5 separate regions of the Homo sapiens genome follow, and regions 1, 2, 3 and 4 are each linked to region 5. Evidence: chromatin contacts called from ENCODE Hi-C or POLR2A ChIA-PET data. All regions are on one chromosome and are shown on one strand. The core of a region is the stretch at or near the end of the contact, and the rest is flanking DNA. Distances in the headings are between cores, read along the strand shown. Region 1 overlaps LDLRAD4 (low density lipoprotein receptor class A domain containing 4). Region 2 overlaps LDLRAD4 (low density lipoprotein receptor class A domain containing 4). Region 3 overlaps LDLRAD4 (low density lipoprotein receptor class A domain containing 4). Region 4 overlaps LDLRAD4 (low density lipoprotein receptor class A domain containing 4). Region 5 holds the start of AFG3L2 (AFG3 like matrix AAA peptidase subunit 2).

The links. A loop is a pair of places that touch in the nucleus more often than their neighbours do. ChIA-PET counts read pairs that join two places held with the same protein, here RNA polymerase II (POLR2A). Pooled maps may share reads with other maps.
Region 1: a loop to region 5 is called in a pooled map, with 9 times the contacts of the local background. The contact joins the enhancer-like site here to the promoter of AFG3L2 in region 5. A Hi-C loop is called at or near these places in 3 of 37 single-sample maps with no recorded cell type and 10 of 50 pooled maps.
Region 2: a loop to region 5 is called in a pooled map, with 3 times the contacts of the local background. The contact joins the enhancer-like site here to the promoter of AFG3L2 in region 5. A Hi-C loop is called at or near these places in 5 of 50 pooled maps.
Region 3: a pooled map shows a loop between it and region 5 (3-fold over the local background). The contact joins the enhancer-like site here to the promoter of AFG3L2 in region 5. A Hi-C loop is called at or near these places in 3 of 50 pooled maps.
Region 4: a pooled map shows a loop between it and region 5 (6-fold over the local background). The contact joins the enhancer-like site here to the promoter of AFG3L2 in region 5. A Hi-C loop is called at or near these places in 3 of 37 single-sample maps with no recorded cell type and 8 of 50 pooled maps. POLR2A ChIA-PET finds 5 or more read pairs at or near these places in 1 of 52 experiments (naive thymus-derived CD8-positive, alpha-beta T cell).

The regions. Positions count from the first base shown.
Region 1 is chr18:13,564,725-13,569,178 of GRCh38, reverse strand. The region is part of intron 4 of LDLRAD4 (low density lipoprotein receptor class A domain containing 4); the gene reads right to left. Among named protein-coding and RNA genes, the nearest start is that of MIR4526, 44 kb to the left of the region's middle. RefSeq lists enhancers at 53-202, 2,223-2,302, 1,884-2,511. Within about 2 kb of position 1,543, at least 19 of the 41 ENCODE cell types and tissues checked have a DNase peak (open chromatin) inside an H3K27ac peak, as active enhancers do.
Region 2 is chr18:13,450,504-13,454,809 of GRCh38, reverse strand. The region is part of intron 4 of LDLRAD4 (low density lipoprotein receptor class A domain containing 4); the gene reads right to left. Among named protein-coding and RNA genes, the nearest start is that of MIR5190, 7.3 kb to the left of the region's middle. Within about 2 kb of position 3,054, at least 6 of the 41 ENCODE cell types and tissues checked have a DNase peak (open chromatin) inside an H3K27ac peak, as active enhancers do.
Region 3 is chr18:13,498,914-13,503,283 of GRCh38, reverse strand. The region is part of intron 4 of LDLRAD4 (low density lipoprotein receptor class A domain containing 4); the gene reads right to left. Among named protein-coding and RNA genes, the nearest start is that of LDLRAD4-AS3, 30 kb to the right of the region's middle. RefSeq lists an enhancer at 2,387-3,044. Within about 2 kb of position 1,868, at least 15 of the 41 ENCODE cell types and tissues checked have a DNase peak (open chromatin) inside an H3K27ac peak, as active enhancers do.
Region 4 is chr18:13,613,647-13,618,128 of GRCh38, reverse strand. The region is part of intron 4 of LDLRAD4 (low density lipoprotein receptor class A domain containing 4); the gene reads right to left. Among named protein-coding and RNA genes, the nearest start is that of MIR4526, 4.8 kb to the right of the region's middle. RefSeq lists enhancers at 1,619-1,668, 1,290-1,791, 2,729-2,798, 2,829-2,878, 3,818-4,335 and 1 more. Within about 2 kb of position 2,613, at least 8 of the 41 ENCODE cell types and tissues checked have a DNase peak (open chromatin) inside an H3K27ac peak, as active enhancers do.
Region 5 is chr18:12,375,496-12,379,481 of GRCh38, reverse strand. AFG3L2 (AFG3 like matrix AAA peptidase subunit 2) reads left to right here and starts at 2,255. Exons shown (of 17, transcript NM_006796.3): 1 at 2,255-2,513. The coding sequence starts at 2,400. RefSeq lists enhancers at 957-1,486, 1,487-2,018 and a silencer at 1,791-2,690.

The sequences.
Region 1 (4,454 bases), core at 294-2,793, 1.2 Mb before region 5:
GGGCGCTTCTCTAGTGTCTGCTATGAAAGTATGACATCATCTAAAACAAGCATCTCAGTATTGGATTAGTGTCACAACTTCTCTTAGCTTCTTATAATCATTTTTTTTTTCAAATGATGTAGTTGCTCGTGTAATCCACTAATATCAACTCATTCATAAAATGTTTATTCATGGGGTGCCTACAAACATCACATTGGGTAGAGGGTGCAGGTGAGAGGAGCCAACATCCTTCATGACCAAGGGATTGGTGAAGGTGGGGTATGAGGGTCTTTCCCTGAGCCCTTCAAGATGACCATGCTGACTAGATGTGAACACACTTCCTGGATAGACGCACGCTTGGCTATGTTATAAATTTAAATAACTTGATAAGGTAAGAGACAGGAAGACCTGAAACCTACACTCAGCAGGCCTCTAACCACGGGGTCTGTCTACTGTGATACAGAGACCCTAAATTATAACGAAGGCCACAGGTCCTGATGTGGGGCGTGAAGTGCACTCGTTTTTATTCTGCCTTCCCTTTCTTCCTTAGCAAGACTGGAACCTTGTCCAGTTCCTCCTGCAGCTGGTGTGGCCTTACGGTGAGGTTCTGGCCAGGAGACAGTGGCAGAAGCGGTGTGTGGGACTTCTGGGAAGGGTCTTTAAAGGAAGGAGGCATGTATCATTTTGGACTTCAGTTCTTCTTCCATGGTCCAGACTGCAGTGTGAGTGTCCTGGCTGGAGTTCCAGCAGCCATTCTAGACCATGAAACAACCTCAGAGCTGGACACTAAGTGCTGGGAGAGTGGGGCCGAAAGAGATAACCTGGATCCTCGAGGACTTAGTGGGGCCCCTATACCAGCCCCATGCTGCCTTCTGCAAACTTGTTTTTTTCTTTTTTTTTTTTTTGTAAACGGAGTCTCACTCTGTCACCCAGGCTGGAGTGCAGTGGCATGATCTTGGCTCACTGCAACCTCCACCTCCCAGGTTCAAGTGATTCTCCTGCCTCAGCCTCCTGAGTAGCTGGGACTGCAGGCACACATCACCACACCTGTCTAATATTTGTGTTTTTAGTAGAGACAGGTTTCGCCATGTTGGCTAGGCTGGTCTCGAACTCCTGACCTCAGGTGATCCCCCCACCCCCCACCTCCTCGGCCTCCCAAAGTGCTGGGATTACAGGTGTGAGCCACAGTGCCCGGCCAAACTTGTTTCTAATGTGAGGCAATAACTGCTTGTGGGTTGAAGGCACGATGACCAGATGTCTGTGACTCACAATTCCTAACAGTGACACCCACTATAACAAAAAATCCACAGCGTTAATACTTTCATTATTTCCAATAAGCCAAGACATGTCCAAACTAGAGTTTATAGGGTAGAGTTTAAATGATGACACCATTATCACTGTGTCACTCTATTTTTAAAATAAGCAAATATTCTATTTTTTTTTTTTTAACAAAAAAAGTTCTCATAGCTCAATTTTCAAAAGGGAACTTTCTCTATTTTACCAACGTCACAATTATGACCTGTCAGATGAATGGAAACCAGCAGGGGAAGTTCATTTGCATTCAGGGGAAAGAGAAAAGCAGTTTAGAGAGAACTCTTGGTTTTGTGCTAATAGTCTCAGATCTTCAGAGAAGTTCAGTGCTGAGAAAATGTTTTTAAGAGCCTCAAACAGCTTGAGGGTGTTTAATTTTACTTAGGCAGCTGGGTCTTCTGCAAAAGCGTAACTCCTGGGGGGCTGCAGCGGCGGGGGGTGGTGACAGTGCGTTTGCAGGCAGGCCCTACGGCAGCAGGCCTCAGGAACTGAAGCCGAGCAGCATTAGCTATAAAGAGCTCCCAGGTCAACAAGCCCCTCATCTCTGCCTTCAGTCCAGCTACTCCAGGAATCTGAAGCAATCCAGACACTGTTAGATTAGGAAGACGCAAGGTACTTGTGTTTCTTCCCTACGTGTGTGTATTTGTCTTTCTTAGCAGCGCCCCTGGACTCTTAGGGTACCCACAAAAGCACATGCACGTCATAGTTAAACTAGTGAAGCTGGGAGGCAGGGGGAAATGATTAATATTGACCAAGGCAAACCAGAGCAACCCACGATGAGGATGAGGTCAGTGACACGGGAACAAGTCTGCGTGCACTGGCAGGGCTGCTTCCCCCCTGGGCCAGGCGCGGCTTGGTTCTAGGCTCTTTCACACACGCTGTGTGACTCCAGGCCAGGCTGCACCAGGCTGGGCTTCGCTTCCCCATCAGCTCAGCAGGACCCTCTCCTCACAGGGACACTGAGTCCATTGAATTTCTAGCACAGTATTCAGCACAAAGCAGAAGTTCAACAAGTCTAAATGATTTTCCACTTTCCATGCTACTCTAATACCCTTTGGGCAGATGTTTGTAAGTAAACCTATACATATTTAAATCCTCTCTTTTTGGGGGACTGTGGGGAGAACCCATGTGTCAAGGATAAAGACATAAAGCCATAGTATAGCACCACATCAATTATTTCCACTGGGCCAAGAGACACCTGCTGTCATTTAATATAAGGCATACTCTTGGCTGGGCGCAGCGTCTCGTGCCTGTAATCCCACCGCTTTGGGAGGCCAAGGCGGGTGGATCATGAGGTCAAGAGATCGAGACCATCTTGGCCAACATGGTGAAACCCCGTCTCTACTAAAAATACAAAGATCAGCCGGGCGTGGTGGCAGGCGCCTGTAGTCCCAGCTACTCGAGAGGCTGAGGCAGGAGAATCACTTGAACCCAGGAGGTGGAGGTTGCAATGAGCTAAGATTGCGCCACTGCACTCCAGCCTGGCAACAGAGCGAGACTCTGTCTCAAAAAAAAAAAAAAGTCTAAGGCATGCTCTTTATTGAAAATATAAGAAAACTCATGCCCGTTGTGCTGAACAGAGATGGGTGTTGGCTTCTCCTCCAGGACAGACTGACCTTCCAGAGACAGGAACAGGAGCCAAGGGATAGCTTACTGTCCTGGCTCAGTGCCCTTTCCCCTACTATCTCCCCAGCACTGACGGGGGTCTCATTGGCTGCCCGTTAGTCTTGTCATCAAGTCCCACCAAGCGGATGTAACTGTAACCATGTTAGACACCTGCCCTCTCTACCAGACACCACAGCCCCAGGAGCAGGGGCTGGGAGGGAGCATTTCTGTGTCCCCACTATGAGATGATGCGGGTCCCAGAGAAAATTCATGGCCCAGGCTTGTTGGACTGAACGAATGGACGAATGGCGTGCCTTGGAGCAGCAGCTCGGCTTGTGTTTAATGCCACATGGGACATCATCGTCACAGTCTTCAGAGCCACGTTTGATCAACGCTGATGGAATTCTTCCTTTGAATATCAACACAAACTCCTTAAGGCCCCGTCCAAAATGTGCGACCCCGCAAGCATGGAGGAGCTCTGTCCTAGAGGCTACAAAACACAAATCCCAATTCCCCTCCACACACAAAGTGAGGTGCAGGTACAGAGCTCTGCCACCATTGAGCACACCCATCTCCTTCCCATGGCAGAGAAAGGTTATGCTCACGGCATGAGCCACAATAGAACCCTTTTGTCTGTCTGCTTGTTGACAGGGGCACGAGAAAGGAGAAAAGAATGGGCATTTCAGTACAGCTGGGCTGGCTCGTTCCACAGCCCAAGACAAGCGCCAGGACGGTCCAGCTGTGAGGGCGGCTCATGCCAATGTCACAACCCTGCGATGACAAGGGGCTGTTATCCCCGCCACCCTGGCTGTGTGGCTGAGGACCGCAGCGCCCCTTTGTCCTGCTGCCTGGAGGTCTGCCCGGGCTGCTCGCAGGCCAGCACGGCCGGGCCCTGGCCCAGCTTGGCGCTGGCAACGGCTGTTCGCTTCTGTGGTTCAGGCCCTCACAGCACAAAGGCCCGTCACAGGGGCTGTCTGGGATCAGGGAAGATGGTCTCTTCAGCTGTGGCCTTCATCCCACTCCTGGACACCCCTGGCCAACCCTCTACTGTGGACAACTGGTCGACCTAAAAGCCAATGTATTATGATTTTACAAAACCCCTCTGAGGATACTTGATGTTTTATGGGGAGATATAATCCTAGAAAACCTAGTTGTTTGGTGTATGGCTTTGTTTTACATTGCTGTTTTGGGTTCAAATCATGACGGCATGAGATTTAATTACCTTTATTTTCCAGACAAGGGCATACAGGGTGAAATACATACTCCGTGTTCTAAAATTGTAAGGTAAGCATAATTGACATGCATGGGGCAACTCTGACTATAAATTCCTGCTGGCTGAGCCTCACTTTTAATGTCTGTTTTTTTCTTTTCTTTGGGGAGGCAGGAGGTATGGACAGAAAGCACTCGTTCTTCAGAGAAGGCAGGAGATTCCAATCTAAATCATGCCTAAAGAGCAAGGCACACCTGGACTTGAATGACCCCCGACCAGCCACAGGGAAATCATCACGGGAGGGCTGGAGCACTGCCAAGGCAATGAAGGGAAATGGTTTCCAGACTCA
Region 2 (4,306 bases), core at 1,805-4,304, 1.1 Mb before region 5:
ATCCCCATTCATCAGGGACTGTCACAGCAACACAGTGCCTCTCTGCCCTCCAGCACCTTCTGGACCAGGCCAGCCCCTTTCCCAGCTCATCTGTGCCTGTGCCCAGACCTGTGGCTCAGGTGGATGGCCATCCCGGGCCAGGCATGTCCTGCTGCTACCCTCTCTGCAGAGACAGGCATCCTTCAGCGTGGACAAAGCCACCCACCTGTAAGCAGATAGCCTCTGGCTGCCTTGTCTACTCACTGAGTGTATGTTTCATCCGATGGATTTCCCCAAAGTAAGAGCACGAAAATAAGGAGTGAGGTGCCTGGCTAGTAATAAGGGCAAAGATGATGAAGAGAATGGAGTCATTTCCCAGGCCGACCCAGGAAGCAAATGGAAGACAGCACTGCAAGCCAGACACTCAAAATTCCATATTATTCACAACTTAATATAATGCACTTAAATCATCCCTTTAAATGTGGTATACTGGAATTCTTTCACAAATTTAGACAATGCATTTGGAACCCCTTTCTAGTGCTCAGAAACTCCAACTAGATAAACATTAACCACAAACAGGATAAAATCCAATTTATTTTCATCAAACGACTGCACCCTGTTATCATTGCTAACATTCCCTCCACGTGAACACTGAGTCTGCTTGCGCATCTAACAGTCAGACAAAAAGGGGTCTTATATCATCGCAGAGCCAGAAAGACAGCACACCTTATAAAGGAGGCAGGATGCCCCTTTTGGAGAACACCCCGGCAATAAACAAAACCACCATGAGAAGCTGGGTGTGCACGGCGCAGCCTCCGGCTCTGTCCCCGCAGTCGGCGGCAGCGCCGGAATGAACATCTGCAGTGTGAACACGGCGCCCATTAGCTCCCGCAGCCTGTTAGCATATTTTAATGCTGTGATCACAGCTTTCTATTTCCATCAAGGCGCCACGAGGTGCTAGACTCTGGATCACACATTGCGTCATTATTGTCCCCACTGAACAGATTACACAGCAGTACTGGGGACGGGGCTGGGAGGTAATGAGGGGCAACAGAGGGAAGGGCAGGTGGAGCACCGGGCGCCCTGCAGAGGATGGGTGGGCACTGCTCAGAGCTGGGGCTCTCATCTCAGCGGGGGCTCAAAGACATCGCATGCCCTGATCAACGTCTCTCTCAGACACCTGAAAATAATAACACTATTTACAAAGAAACACCTCTCTTGGCTAAATGTTCCATCTAATATTTATCTCATTAAAGTTAATAACAGAGGTCAAGTCACCATTTCAGAATGCTTTTTTTTTGCGTCACAAGTGACTCCAGGGATCAAACCTGCCTTCCTTGCCGGCAGCTGCGAAAAACCAGGCTTGAGGTGTTAATAAACCAAGGTCACTACGGAGTAGCGGAGCTGCTGACTCTTGATTTTAACTCATTCCTGTGATACAAAAAGTGCACAAATCCATTGTCATGTATGACACAAACAAGTTTCAGGGCTGGGCCTCCAAGAAAAACATCATGAAGGGTCCTGCTCCTTTCGAACCTCACACCCCAAGTTCACACACAGCAGGACACCAGTTCACGGGCCTCCTCATTTCCAAAACGCGAGCACGTGCACGCAACCACAGGCACACCAGGAGCAATGCAAAACAAAGTCCACCATCATCTGTTTTCAAAGGGCAAGATACCGGGGTCCTGCTTCTTTTAAAACGATGACTGTCCCTGTGATTCCTGCATTTCATTTGCACATGATGCAAATCCCGTGACCTCACGCTCGCTCATGTGCACCCCTGCGGTGCTCCCCATGCTGAGCAGAGCACAAGCCCATCTCTGTGCCCTTTCTCTCCCTGGTCATTTGCACTTGGAAAGCAGCATTCCATGTAGCATCCCCCGTGGTCCCCCTCACTTGCCCCAGGACGTTGCCTCTGGCCTTCCTGGAGGTTCTCGCTGGGGGTCACCCCTCAGGCTGAGGCTGGACTCATTGCCACTGACCTCCTTAATCCTAAGGAGGGGTCCGATGAGTTCTTATCACATATGGTTGTTCTAACAATTAAATGAGATGACTCAAGTAAAGCACTTAGCAATTAGTAAACACGCGACCTGGTGGAATTGTGGAGAGAAGTTCATACACGCAGAAAGCTCTTTTGAACACTGCAGAGCATGACCAAGATGCTGACTGTCAGGACTGCAGATCCCTCCTATGTCGGTATTTTTCCAACTCCCCAGCCCCAGGCTGACTCATAGCAGCAGCTCTGCCCAGGAGCAAGGACTCCCGCCTTCCTCCTTTCCAGCTTCAGAAGAGTCTCCTCCTGTGCACTGGAGTTCTTCCGTCCACATCTCCACTCTCTAGGCTCGATCCTACCCTCGCAGAGACTTGCTCACAGGGGTCCTCCTCTCTCTCTAGTGCACCCACCACCTTTGCTGAGCTATCCCTCTGCCAGGAGATAGCCCCAGACTCCTCCTCGCCCCCCTCCACGGCACCCAGTCTGCACCCGCTGCATCCTCCAAGCGCTGCAAGGAGGGTGGCCAGGAGCCGCCGCTGCCACCGTGAACCCCAAAACTGGGGACACCACACTGGGACCCTGCTGTGCCGGGCACACTCTGACTTCCCTCCCTATTCATCTCCTGCTGTGGCTTTCATGTGGATTCCTCCAAACCCTTTTTTACATAATCCCAAAGGCACAGCTACTGGGGACCTGCCCCTCTGACAGCCTTCCTAGCTAGGCCCAGTCCCTACTCTCAGGGGCACACGCCACGTTCACCATAGGCTGCCTACTCTGCAAGGGAGGGTCCTTCCGGGTGATTTCCTCCTGCCACCCTGACACTGCCTAACCTGACAAGTTGGTGTGAGGACAGGGTCTAGTGGAAGGAGAACTGTCCTAAGAAATGGGAAGCACTGCTAGGCTCTGAAAGTTTTTGTACTCTCTCCCCACCCCCAAAGTCATATGTTGAAATCCTAACCCCTGAGTGACAAGCTTAGGAGGTGAGACCTTTGGGAGGCATTCAGTCATGAAGGCAGAGCCCTCAGGATTGGGATTCATGCCCATGGGAAAGAGACCTCAGAGTGCTTCCTTCCCCTTCTGCCATGTAAGCACATAGCCAGAAGGCACGGTCTGTGAGCCTGGATGCAAGCCCTCGCCAGACACTGAGTCCGGCAGCACCTTGATCCTGGACTTCCCAGCCTCCAGACATGTAAGATGCACATTTTGATTGTTTATAAGCCATCCCATCTGTATTAGGCCATCTCTTGCATTGCTATAAAGGAATATCTGAGATTGGGTAATTTATAAAGAAAAGAGGCTTAATTGGCTCTGGGTTCTGCAGGCTACATAAGGAGGCATAGTGTTGACATCTGCTTCCAGGGAGCCTCAGGGAGCTTCCACTCATCATGCAAGGTAAAAGGGGACTGGTATCTCACACTGGGAAGCAGAAGCAAGGAGTGAGGGGGGAGGTGCCGTACACCTGAACAACCAGACCTTGTGAGAACTCACTCACTACCTCAAGGACAGCACCAAGCCACAAGGAATCCGTCCCCATGACCCAAACACCTCCCGCCTGGCCCCACCTCCAGCACTGGGGCTTACATCTCAACATGAGATTTGGAGGGGACAAATAGCCAAACCATATCACAGTCTATGGTATTTGGTAATAGTAGCCCAGACAGACTAGAAACATACATATTAGGACTTCTGCCAAAGACTATTTTTGTGACCTTGAAGTGGTCACGTAATCTCAGGCTTCAGTTTCCTTTCCTGAGTGCAGAACTAAACTAAGCCATCTCTAAGGACCTTCCGGCTATACAACAGCTTTGTGTCGTAGCCTCTCTTGCTCAAAAACCTTCAATGACTTCCTTCATGAAAGAGAATGAAAGCGATCTGGCCTGACATCCCTGGCTTTCTAGAATCTGACCCCACCTACCTTTCTAGTGGTGCTCCTCAAAGTCAGCCCTCCCCTCCCCGCAAGCTTCCATGACAAGCCTATGTGGCATCCCTGCCCAGGCGTCTCCCCACGACACTCCCCCTGAAGAGCAGGGGTTCTCCAGACCCTGCCAGCCCATGATGGTGGCCTCCCTGAGCACCCAGGCTTAGTAAGATGTTCCTTCTGTCCTGCATACTGGCACTGCAGATACGTGCCACAACTTTGTGGGCCTTCTCAAGGACACCACTTAGCACTGGACAGAACAAAGCTGGGAGGCAAAGCCTCCGTCTCACACACACTGCACCCTCCCATGTCACCTAGCCCCTGCAGCCCTGCACCTGCCCATAGAGCCCAGCCCATGCCTCTCACGCATTCAATACTCAGAAAAATACCTTCCATGAAGTATCCCAGAGATG
Region 3 (4,370 bases), core at 619-3,118, 1.1 Mb before region 5:
CAGAAAGTGCTGCACTTTTCAATGCTGCCATTTCCAACAGTTAGTACCTAGGGCCATCCTCCATGTAACTGAGGAAAAAACCCTGGAGGAAAGCTTAAAACGTTAAATGCCCCTAGTATCCATCTCCACTTTCAGTTGTACATACTTTAAACGTTTTATCACACAACATCGGTTGATGGTGGCCATAGATAAACCACAAGAGACAGAATTCATGCAGTCGAAACTTGGAATTCCATGTAATACCATCAGCCTCTCAGGTTCATGTTAATACAAGCACATATACCTGACTGATGCCACAAAGTCTGCTCTCTCTTGCCCTTCCTTCTCAAGCCTTTCCTCCCCTAAATTCTTTCTGCTACAGCAGATAGCCGCTGTGTGCACTGACCTCCAACAACTGGGATCCCAGCCTGTGGCTGCCAGCCAGACTGCTTCAGGAGTGACCAGACGGGTGAAGTTCCCCACCAGCTGTGCTCTGAGGATGGCTCAGGAGAAGTCAAAATTCACCCCGAAGCACTGAGAAGACCTGTTTCATAGACAGATCACGTCCATGGGTGTGGCCCGTACAGTCCTCCCAGTGGGGTTCCTGTTTGGTGTCACTTCAGGCAGCCGTGGCCCAAGCTAGCTGAGAGTGGGTGAGAAGCAGAGCTACACGGCTTGTTCCTTTGCCACCGGCTGGATGCTCCTTTATCTTTTCCCCTACTTACTTTTTTCTTCGATAAAGAGTCGACAAATAATTAAGAATTTACTAGACAGTCATATTGTACACTTACGAGCTCAGCACACAATTAAAATGTTTTAAATGACTTAGTGCCTTGTACGAACTTCATACACAAAAGTTTGGTAGTATGCATACCAATATTTGGTATTCAGCTATGGGTGTGTGAAAGAATTAGTACATCTTAAACCCAAATAAAAGCATTTTAGAAAAGAGGCATCACAAAAGGCATCTGGACACAGTCCCAAGAGCTGGTGAATCGGTCAGGACCAGCACAGAGGCTAGTGGGACAGAATTTTAAAAGATGTGGCACCAGCTGATAAAACCTAAAGCACTAAGTAGTAAGAGTATCAAAACTGACAGGACACGTAACTTTAAGTCAGGAGCTAAAGAAAACACAGGAGAGCTGACAATCAGAGCAGCTGAAATGGTTTTCCGTACCTCATTGCAAAAACTTTCACAATGAGTATTTGCTACTCTGGTGACGGTTCAAAGCCTTCCGCGAATTTGCAGCGTTACACAAGATGTCACTTTCTCCCCTCAATTTGCCTACGGCACCTACCCGGACTTCTCAGCTGTGTAGGCACCAATTTCAAAGAGGTCTGAAGCCAGTGGAGTAAAAGCATTTTAAGTGTGATGTTTTCTTAGGTTGAACATATCAAACACACATTTCTAGTACAATTCCAAATGTTTCAAAATATTATTTTAGTTGTTAAGAATCTTGAAATGAAAGCTCTGTTATTACAGAATGCCCCTGTTTTTATCATGCATTAAACCAAACCAACCCCCACCCCATTCCCTGGCTCTCAGAGAGAGGGACATGCGTGTGTGAGCGAGTGTCAGGCGTCCTGTGCACACACAGGCACGTCATGTTTCTCCTCTCACTCCGGACCCCTTGGGTTTCTATGGATTATTAATAATACCCACCCACCTGGCTGGCAGACTTTTCACAACACACCCTACAAGATTCTGCAAAAAAAAAAAGCAACACAATTTGAAAATACACAATGCCAACCTCCGGAGGAGGGAAAGAGAAAGAAAGGAATTAAGGGTGAGACCCAGACAGACAGACAGACAGACAGGCTCAAGGAAACTGTGTTCCCTGGGGTCTGGGCCATGCAGCCGTCGGCAGGTACTCAGCTCTTCTCGGCGCAGACTTGCTTAGCATGGCAATCGGCTGTCTGCCCAGGAGGATGAGGTAATGTCTAGGTTTAATGCCAAAATCTCTCTCACTGGCAGGACACATCGGGTAAATATTTCTACTGCAGGAGACCACATTCATTTGATGCTACTGCCAGTTTTATTATTGTTATTATGCTCATTAATATTAATACTCAGCCACTGTACCTATTTAAGATTGAAGAGGAGAAAGGCAAGGTTTTGCTGAAATCATGATAGCAGGTGCAGGGGGAAGAAAGTAGCCCCTACTCCACCCCCCGGCCTCAATCTCCCGCTAACAACAGTTACAGCACCAGCCTTCTGCAATCCCTTCCATCATCCTCAGCTGCACAGAGACCCCCTGCAACTTCCTCTCCAGGTGGCTGTAAATCTGGGACCTAGCAGTGACAATGGGTTTGGGGCGGGTGGGCATGAGGGGCTTGAAGGCTCCTTGAAGCGACCTTCCTAGTTATAATATTTGAAAATGTAGAATAATTTATGGGTCAGATTGCCAATGGTTCCTTCTCCTTTCTAAAAACCAATTCTGAATTTGCTTCACCATATTTTTGATGATGTGTTTTATGGCCTCACAAACTCCCAGCTGGTTCCCTCGATGATCTCGTCTCTGTGGTTACTGTCAACAATCCACATTCGTGTTGTGGCATATCATCTTACAGAAGCATTTAAAGCAGCTCAGGGCTTCTTTCCTCTGATGTAGATTTTCTCCATTGTTACTCAACGAGGCTCTGACATCAGCCTCCTTTCAGTTCAAAAGACAGGACGTTTTTCTGGGAGTCAGGAACTGAATGCAGAACTTCCCGCGGGCTTCACAAAGGACCGCCGAAAGGGACAGTCACACACTGCCATGGATGTGGTCTCCTCTCTGAGGAGCTGGGAATAACGCTGCCCTCCCACAGGCGCTGCTCCCAGGAGGGGCGGGAAAGCATGATGCCAAAGGGCAGTTTCAAAACTGGGCCCCGGGGAGCAGCAGCGTTAGGTGTGGACAACATGAAAAAGCACCTAAGACCCAGTGCTGTCCTGCAATGAGACAGAGACGCGGCCACTGTCCCGCACAGCCCCACGGGCAGAGGAGGCGCTCCAGAGGAGGGACTTTGAGAGACGACGCAATGTGCCTGCTGTGGGAAGTCACAAGACAGCTGCTATTCCCGGGCCGTCAGGGCCAGGCCAGCCTGGCTAGCTGCTGAGAGGGTCTGCACAGTGACTCCATGAGGTTAGCAAAATATATATATTTTTAAAGCCTAGCAACCTTTCCTAAACATTTTTTTTTAATCACCAAAACATCACATTGTAAGGAGTTTCAGATTATTCCCAACATTTCCCAATGTCAAGTCTTGGACAACATGTCTGCACCAAACATGTGCTTCTAAATAGAAAACCGAAAGTCCCTGTCAATCAGGAAGGTAACACTCTGGAGAGGAGGAGGAAAGGAAGTGAGACAGTGCTGGTGTCTTTTGTCATTAGGACAGTGGAGATGCGGCTGCTTGACCCAAGCAGCATACTGGAAGGACAGCTGAGAGCAAAAACGGAAAGGGAGCGTGGAGGTTTTCACAGCAGGACGTGTGTGGGCAGAAGGATTCTCCAGTGTCCACAGCAGGATACGTGTGTGGAGATGGATTCTCCAGTGTCCACGGCTGGACGTGTGTGGCAAAAAGGATTCTCCAGTGTCCACGGCGGGACATGTGTGGAGATGGATTCTCCGGTGTCCATGGCAGGACGTGTGCGGCGAGAAGGATTCTCCAGTATCCACAGCGGGACGTGTGTGAGTAGAAGGATTCTCCAGTGTCCACGGCAGGATGTGTGTGGCGAGAAGGATTCTCCAGTGTCCACGGTGGGAAGTGTGTGGCGAGAAGGATTCTCCAGTGTCCACGGCGGGACGTGTGTGGCAAGAAGGATTCTCCAGTATCCACGGCGGGACGTGTGTGAGTAGAAGGATTCTCCAGTGTCCACGGCAGGACGTGTGTGGCGAGAAGGATTCTCCAGTGTCCATGGTGGGAAGTGTGTGGCGAGAAGGATTCTCCAGTGTCCACGGCAGGACGTGTGTGGCAAGGATTCTCCAGTATCCATGGCGGGACGTGTGTGAGTAGAAGGATTCTCCAGTGTCCACGAAAGGACGTGTGTGGCGAGAAGGATTCTCCAGTGTCCACGGTGGGAAGTGTGTGGCGAGAAGGATTCTCCAGTATCCACAGCGGGATGTGTGTGAGTAGAAGGATTCTCCAGTGTCCACGGCGCGACGTGTGTGTGAGTAGAAGGATTCTCCAGAGTCCACGGCGGGACGTGTGTGGTGAGAAGGATTCTCCAGTGTCCACGGCGGGATGTGTATGGCGAGAAGGATTCTCCGGTGTCCACGGCAGGACGTGTGTGGCAAGAAGGATTCTCCAGTGTCCACGGCGGGACGTGTGTGGAGATGGATTCTCCAGTGTCCACAGCAGGACATGTATGGCGAGAAGGATTCTCCGGTGTCCACGGTGGGACGTGT
Region 4 (4,482 bases), core at 1,364-3,863, 1.2 Mb before region 5:
GTACAAACATACTGGCATTTGCCTTCTCCAGCTGGTGGCTGTTCAGGTGGCTTGCTTTTTTTCTTTTTTCTCTTATGACCACAAAATTGCATGTGTATATGTGCAAGTGTGTGGCTGGCACACGTTTGTCAGTATACTTGTAGGAAAGACTCCTAAAAGTGACATTTCTGGACCCAGGGCATAATCACTTTTCATCCTCATGGCTACTGAGAACCTGCCTTTTGTAAAGGCTGCATTCGTTTAGGCTGTCCCAGGAAGAAGGCATGTTCCCCATGCCCTCATTCACCCTGGAGACTCGCCCTTTTAACTGGTGACAATCTGATGGCAAAAATATGTATCTCATTTTAATTTGTATTTCTCCAATTACTGGTAATTTCAGATCTTTCCCTATGGTTATGGTAATTTGTGTTTCTCTTTTTCATAATCATATTGGTGTATTTATAGTTTTCTCATTTATTTCTTATGTATTTATATGAAATCTTTACATATTATGGTTACACATCTTTGTCTGTTACATGTTGCAACTATTTCCCCTAGCCAGTCATTTCTTGAAACTTCACCATGAGTTTCTCTATAGATGCTATAAACTTTTATGCCATCAAATACTCTCTTTTTCCTTTATGGCCTCTAAACATCCTGTTTGATTGGGAAGGTCCTCTTTAATATTCTAAACATATTTTTTTCCTAAGATTTTTGGAGTTTGAATTTTATGTTAGATCTTTATTTGCTCTGGATTTTATTCCTCTTTTGGTCTGACACAGCACATGGAACATGTGATATTGACTGAAAGGTGTGCATCTTCTGAGCTAATATATCTGATTTTAAAATTCAGGCAAGGATAAGAAAGATCTCAGTTGTATGAAACAGTGCATGGAATTACTCTCTGTAAAACTAAACTCCAGGCCAGGCGTGCCTGGAATCTCAGCACTTTGGGAGACCAAGACGGGGGAATTGTTTAAGACCAGGAGTTCAAGATCAGCCTGGGCAATATAGCGAGACCCTGTCTCTTAAAAAAAAAAAAAAAGTAAAGGCCCCACCATCTTTCTTTTTAAGGGGACTGCTTTCTTATAAACCTGCCACACACAGGTACCGCCCTGCCCTGCTGGGACACCTGCACCATGCTGTTGCCCTGAGGCTCCAAATATGAGTCATGCCCAGCCGTGGCAGGTGCATCTACAGCACATGGATGAGCGTCGGCCCTGGGGGTTCACGGGCACCCTAGTGGCATGGTGCCTGGGGCAGGTCAAGTTCATGGGCATGCTCAGAGGCTGTGGGAGCAGGAACACTGTCCTCAGGAGCCTGCAAACCGAATCGAGTGGCCCCGTGGGGTGCCCTGGGGTGGCGGCAGCCTGATGAGGCCTGAGCCATGAAGGCACTCAGCCCTGGGCACAGGAGGCAGCTCTTCCTGCAGGCAACAAAGACCCAGGGATACCTGGGTCCCAGAGACCACCATCCTCACAGCCTGGTCATCTCACTGCAGCAGCTTGGTCCCTGGCTGCAGGTGACGGTGGCCGGTGGGTGCTCCCGAAGCCCTCCCCTGAGGGCGTCAGGGTCTGGTGCGGGGCCCACACACGCGGCAGAGCCTTGCTCTGGGGACTCTGGGCAAAACCCATCAGTGGAAACAGACCTCCTTCTCGTCTTTAAGTCACAGGAGCCAGAACACTAGCAACAGAAAAGATGAGCATTGTACTCTCTTCAGGGCCACAAAGCCTCCCCAGGCAGGGCCCAGGAGATCCTCAAAGTGAAAACTGCAGTCAACAGGTTCTTGGAAACGTGTGTGAGGATTCCCAGACCCTGAGCCCTGCATTGAGATGCCCTCTCCCTCCATGACCCCCTTTCAAGCTCACGAGGGGGTGTGTGGCAACCCCCCCCCCCCCACCTGTCCTCCCACACCCTCTCAGTCATTTTAAACAGGAGAATTCCACTAAACACCCACAGCCTGTTTTCACGTGGCAGGGCAGGGAGGTGGCTGTGGTGCGTGGAGCCCAGCATCCACAGAAAGGAAAGACACCTGGGGTTTGGGTTTCGTTTTTAGGGGTTGGGGAGGAGTGGGCTGGAAAGGGGAGGCTAAGAAGAAAATGAATTCTGGAAGAACTGTTAAAACAGAAAGTTTAGAAAAATAAAACCCGCAGGAATAGTAGCATTCTTAGAAAATTAATAGGATGCTTTGGGGCTTCCAAGATGCTACACGCCTAACACGGATTCTGAACACAGACCACTGGTTGAGTTTCCTTGTTCAACAGTAACAGATGTCCACAGAAGAGTGCTAGAAAGCAGGGCACGCAAGGAAAGAAGTTGAGGCCAAAGTCAAACGTTCACATCCCCCTTCTACGGCGCTGTAGTTCATGATGCTGTAACAGATGAGTCACTGCAATGGAAATACCGGATACTTTTTAATACATCTAGTCTAAAACTTACAGGAAGGCATCCTAGCACCTTCTTTTATTATTGTACAGCAGTGACAGTGACGACAGTGATGATGGCATCTCTCTATTTTTATGGAAACATCTCCAGGAAATCCCAAGCTGCACAGTGGAGAATTACAGGAACAGAAGAAGTGGTGTGAAGTCTGTCGGTCTCTTCCCTGGTTCAATGAGGAGCTGAACTGAATCATACTAGAGGCATGAGTGTCTGCGCTATTTTTAAAGAGCTCTGGGGAAGTGTGGTTGTCCCACCTTAGGCTCCTAATATAACACTCATTTCTATTTGTGGGATGGTTAACACCATCTTCCATTTGGTCTTTCCTCCACTAATATATTATCCTTCACTGAAGTCTTATTTCTACAGTTTAATTCTTTTTAAGCTCCAGATGTGTTATGTATGCCCTCAAAGACCCTATCATGGGTCAGGGGGCAAGGTCTGGGCCCCTCATGCGTTCCTCTCTTTCCCCAGGCCAAGTAAACACCTTGGCAGGAATCCAGAAAACGATCCACGCAGAACATTGCAATGTCACAGAAATGGCCGCCCACTGGCCACGAAGCCCTGGCCCCACCCTGCGAGGTCACTTCCTACCCTACCAACAGCAGCACCCCACCTCACTCCCCTACGTGCTGGCCTTTCCTGGAGCACCAAACCCAGGGCTGGCTGACCGCAGAGCCTTACCTCCAGGCAGCCCCTTCCCCTGCACGCCTCCTGCCCCACCGCTGGGACAGACACCCACCCTCCCACATGTTGGCTGGGCCTGCTTGGCTACTGCACAGTGAACTTGTCGCATTTCCTTCCTGTCTCTGTCCTCCTCAGCAGAGACGGGTGTGGTGATGAGATGACAGTCTTAGGGGTGTCTTACTCTTTATTTATGGCTCTGTGACACTTTTAAAGTGCTGAATGTTCCTAAAGGCTGGTAAATTCTTTCCAAGATCCTCCAGAGACCGGGCGGCGGTGGTGGCAGGAAGACGGGTGGGGGCAGGAGTTGGAATCTACTTAGACTATAATTGCCTCAAGTTTGTGAACTGTTAGTATAAAAATACTCTTGGAGATTTTAATGGTTGAATGAAGATTCACACTCATTAAACACCATGGTTGAGGGGGAAAATTCAGCCTGTGTTACAAGAATGACTTCACAGCTTGAAGTACAGAAGCAAAACAATAAGAGCTATCATCATACTGATTACATTATATATTTTGAATTTTATTTTCCTTGGAGGTGGGTTGGCTACTCTACTGTATAGTACAACAAGTAGAACGAAAGGGAAAAAAGCTACCCTACAGAAATACCCAGTTTTTGGCGTCACCTGCTGGCTTTATCTTCCTTTAAAAGCTCTTTCCTAAGCCCCGATGATGGGTTCACTACCTTTGGGGACTTCCTGTGCAGCTCTGAACCCTGTTGCAGCACTTATCACTGTCTTGGTGGTATCCATTCTCTGGTCTTCTTCCTCTACAGAGTGAGCCCTGGGTCAACGCCTTGTTCATCCACAGTGTCTCAGCAGGTAGTGTGTGCCTGGCACAAAGTTGGCATTCCCCATTTAGAAGCTGGTGGAGAAGCCCTAAGAACGAAGGGACCCCAACGGCCTGACCTGCTTCAACAGCATCCAGCACAGACACGTATTCTCCCAAACACTTCCTGATGACTTCAGTGGTGCTGGAGTTTTGCTAAAGGTTTTCATATTTTGCAACAATTATTCAAAAATTACTACTCTAAGAGGGTGTGATCTGTCACTGAGAAAAGAGCCTCCTGGTTACTCTGAGCTGCCTGTTTATAGCCATGTATTTATGTACAACATTTGCATGACAATAAAATGAGGAAACGGTCCCTATGATCTGTAGGTGGAGAGATGAACGTGGAGGGCAGGTGTGACCCAGGCGCGGCTACCTGATACCGGCCCAAGGCCAGGTGCCTTGGACGGCACGGGCAGGCGGGCAGCAGCCCGTGATGACTGGACGGACTAGGGAATCCCTCGAATGCAGACTCCACGAGCCCGTCCAGCTGGAGTGGCATCTCCTCACTTTATGAAAGCCCAAGCCTTCATCCACTACAATTACTTC
Region 5 (3,986 bases), core at 1,006-3,505:
CCAAAGTGCTGGGATTACAGGCGTGAGCCACCTTGCCCGGCCTCTCTCTCTCTTACTTTCTTTCTCTTTCTTTCTCTCTCTCTCTCTCCTTTCTTTCTCTCACTCTCTTTCCTTCCTTGTTTCTTTTTCTTTCTTTTTTTGGCCTGCTTGCTGGTCTCAAACTCCTGACCTCAGGTGATCTGCCTGCCTTGGCCTCCCAAAGTGTTGGGATTACAGGCATGAGCCACCGTGCTGGGCCAATTTGTGTCATTTTCTTTTTTCCTGATTGCTCTGACTATTGATCTTCTCAAAGAACACACTTTGATTTCATTCATTTCTCTATGTCTTTTAGTTTTTAATTTTATTGATTTTTACTTTTATCTTCTTTCTGTTCTTTGGTTTTACTTCATTTTCTGTCTAGTTTTTTCTTTTTTGAAGCCGAGGTCTTTGTTTTGCCCAGGCTTGTCTGGAACTCTTGGGCTCAAGTGATCCTCTCACCTCAGCCTATTTCTGATACTGATTTCTAATTTAATTTCATTGTGGATAGAAAATATGTTTTATATGACTTGACTCCTCTTAATATTTTTATGGCCTACAATATGGTTTATTTTGATAAGTGCTCTGTGAAAACTTGAAAATAATGTGTATTCTGTTGTTATGAGTAGTTTTCTATAAATGTCTATTTGATTTAGTTGGTTGTGTTTAAGTCTTCTATATACTTACTATTTTCCTGTCTAATTGTTCTGTCAATTATCAAAAGAAGGATTTGAAATCTCCAAATATAATTGGAAGTTGTGGTTCTGTCAGTCTTTGCTCCATGTATTTTAAGCTTCTGTTAATGGGAACAAAGATGTTTAGGGTTGTTATGTCCTACTGATGAACTGACCCCTTTATAATAATAATAATAATAATAATAATAATAATAATAATTCTCTTGGCCAGATGTGGGTGGCTCACATCTGTAATCCCAGCACTTTGGGAGGCTGAGTCAGGAGGATTGCTTAAAGCCAGGAGTTTGAGACTAGCCTGGGCAACAAAGTGAGACTTCAACTCTACACAAAATAAAAAAAGTCGAGTGTGGTCGAGCGTGTGTGGTCCCAGCTACTTGGGAGGCTGAGGCAGGAGGATCCCTTGAGCCCAGGAGTTAGAGGCTGCAGTGAGCTACGATTGCACCATGGCATTCCAGCCTAAGTGACAGACTGAGACCCTGTCTCTGGAAAAGAAACCCGATCCTCTTCATCCTTAGTGATATTCTTTTCCCTGCAATTAATTTTCTTTGGAATTTCCTTGCCCTAAAATCTATTTGTCTACTCAGTTTTCTTTTGTGTGAGCATGGTATGATGGTGTATCTGGTATATCTTTTTGTTATTGTTTTACTGCCACTGGGGTAATCACAGGACTCACCTGGTTTTGTCTCCTGTCTCTCAAGGATTACTGTCCTTTGCCTGAGGTCCAGCGTCGCCAGCCTGGGCGACAGAGCGAGAGCCCGTCTCAGAAAAACCCCCAAGTCCCCCACCTCAGTTCAAAGACCTCTCCTTTTTCCTCCGCTGTCACGGTACAGGAAACAATGTGTAGTTTCCACTACCTGGAAGACTCGACTTGCTCTCCGAGAACCAGTTCCCCGACAGGGTTCCTAGAGCGCAGGCTGCACGGCACAGCCCCAACATTCCCTGCTGCTTGTGAATCTTCGCATCGCCCTCCCAGGGGTCAGGAATGTGTGCTTCGGTGTCTCCAGAGCCTAGCACCACCCCATGACTCAGCTGGCGCTCGGAGGGTCCTTCCATCTGCCGCCGCTGGGGCCTTCGCTACTTCCCCCTCGCTCCTACTGGCTGGCCCACCCGGCTGCCCAGGCTCGGAAGCCCAGGATCCCAGTCACGCGTCTCCCCTTAGTCCCCGCCTCCAGCCACGCCCCCCACACCCCTCCGTCGGCCCCGCCTCCAGCTCCTGCTCGCTCTCCTAGTCCTTCCTCGGCCCCACCTCCAGCCACGCCCCCCACGTGCGCCATCAGCCCCGCCCCCAGCTCTCGCTCGCCCTCCCGAGTCCTCCCTCGGCCCGGTCCCCGCCTCTAGCTCCCCCTTGCCCTCCAGGGTCCTTCTCGGCCCCGCCTCCTGCCGCGCCCCCAACGCTGCTCCGTCGGCCCCCGCCTCCGGTCCCGCCCCCATGCTCCTCCCATTTGGTCCTGTCTTCTGCACTGGCGGAGGTCGCGGCGGGCCTCGGAGAGGAGACGCCGACGTCAGCGCGCCGGGGCGGGGCTGGCGGCAGGAGACGCCGCGTTGAGAGCTTGGGCTCCTCCGTGAGCCGCCGGCGCGCTTCGCTGCCTGGCGGCCTTTCCCCGAGCCGAGCCCGCTTCCCGAGGCCGCCAGTCGTCGCCTGCCCGCGCCTGCGCAGCGTCCCGGGCCGAGAGGGCCACGGCGGCGGCCATGGCGCACCGCTGTTTGCGGCTGTGGGGCCGGGGCGGCTGCTGGCCCCGCGGCCTACAGCAGCTCCTCGTGCCTGGCGGCGTGGGCCCGGGCGAGCAGCCCTGCCTCCGGACGGTGAGTCCTACCTGGGCGCCCGGCGCCCTCCACCCTGCCTCGGGCCCACTTCCGGCTCGGGAGAGCGGACGTCAAGGTCACTGGCCCCCGCCCTCCGGCCGCACGCGGGCCGTCCCTGCCGAGGGCCTGGGCGCCCTGCGCTGTCTCTCAGCCGGCCCCGGGAGCGCCGATTCGCGCTCAGCCCTGCCTGTGGGATTCAAGTTTTGAAAACGCGCAGCTTCAGTAGAGCCGGGTTTTCGCGCTTCACCGGGGCGGTTGAAGCCTCGAAGGTCATGTTGGCTTGGTGGCCGTCCTTGTCCCCGCTTTCGTGTCCCCGGAGCACGGAACGAAGGCGTCTGTAATTTTGAGTCAGCAGCACGAGCACGATGTAGTCGCAAGGACGGGTTTTGGAGTCGGGCTGCCTAACCTCTCCGAGTCTCCGTGTTCCCGTCTGTTGAATGGGGCCATTGCGGGCATTCCAGGACTGGCAGTATTAGCTATTATTATTAAGAATGTCACCTTTTCATAGCAGGGACTCTGTGTTCGTTGCATATCAGGGCCTGCTCTCAGCAGGAGGCTCTTTCTCTGTTGGTAGCCATCCCTCTAGATACACACACGGGACCTGATACGTGTTTCTGACATAATGATAGAGTGTTGACAGAACCATGGCCGTGATCAGTCTCAATGAAAGGTTCACGTGTCGAATAGTCGCTCTCACTGTTTAAGTGACACGGTTCCTCAGCCTTGCACTGGTGTACGGGTGGTGGTTGAGGTCCCCGGGTCGGCCACGGGAACCTGGCTTGGCCTCCTGCTATCCCAGCGCCCTTGTAGTCAGCTCAACGTCTTCACTGTAAGGGGAGATAGGCTAGTGCCGGGGCTCACGCCTGCGATCCCAGCACTTAGGGAGGCCGAGGCGGGAGAATCGCTTGACTCCAGGAGTTGGAAACCAGCTTGGGTAGGGTAGCAGACCCTCCGATCTACGATTTTTATTTTTATTTTTATTTTTTAAGAGACGGGGTTTTGCTTCTTCGCCCAGGCCGGAGTGCAGCGGCGCAAACACAGCTCACTGCAGCCCCAAACTCAAGCGATCCTCCCGCCTCAGCCTCCGGAGTATCTGGGACTACAGCACCGTGGTTGATTTTTAAAAAGTTTCTGGAGAGGCCAGGCGCGGTAGCTCACGGCTGTAATCCCAGCAGGCGGGTGGATCACGAGGTCAGAAAATCGAGATCATCCTGGCTAACACGGTGAAACCCCATCTCTACTAAAAATACAAAAAATTAGCCGGGCGTGGTGGCGGGCGCCTGTAGTCCCAGCTGCTCGGGAGACTGAGGCAGGGGAATGGCGTGAACCTGGGCGGTGGAGCTGGCAGTGAGCCAAGAGCGGGCCACTGCACTCTAGCCTGGGCGACAGAGCGAGACTCCGTCCCAAAAGATAGGGTTCACCATCTTGCCCAGTTGCCCAGGCTGGCCTGGAACTCCAGGACCCAGGCGATCC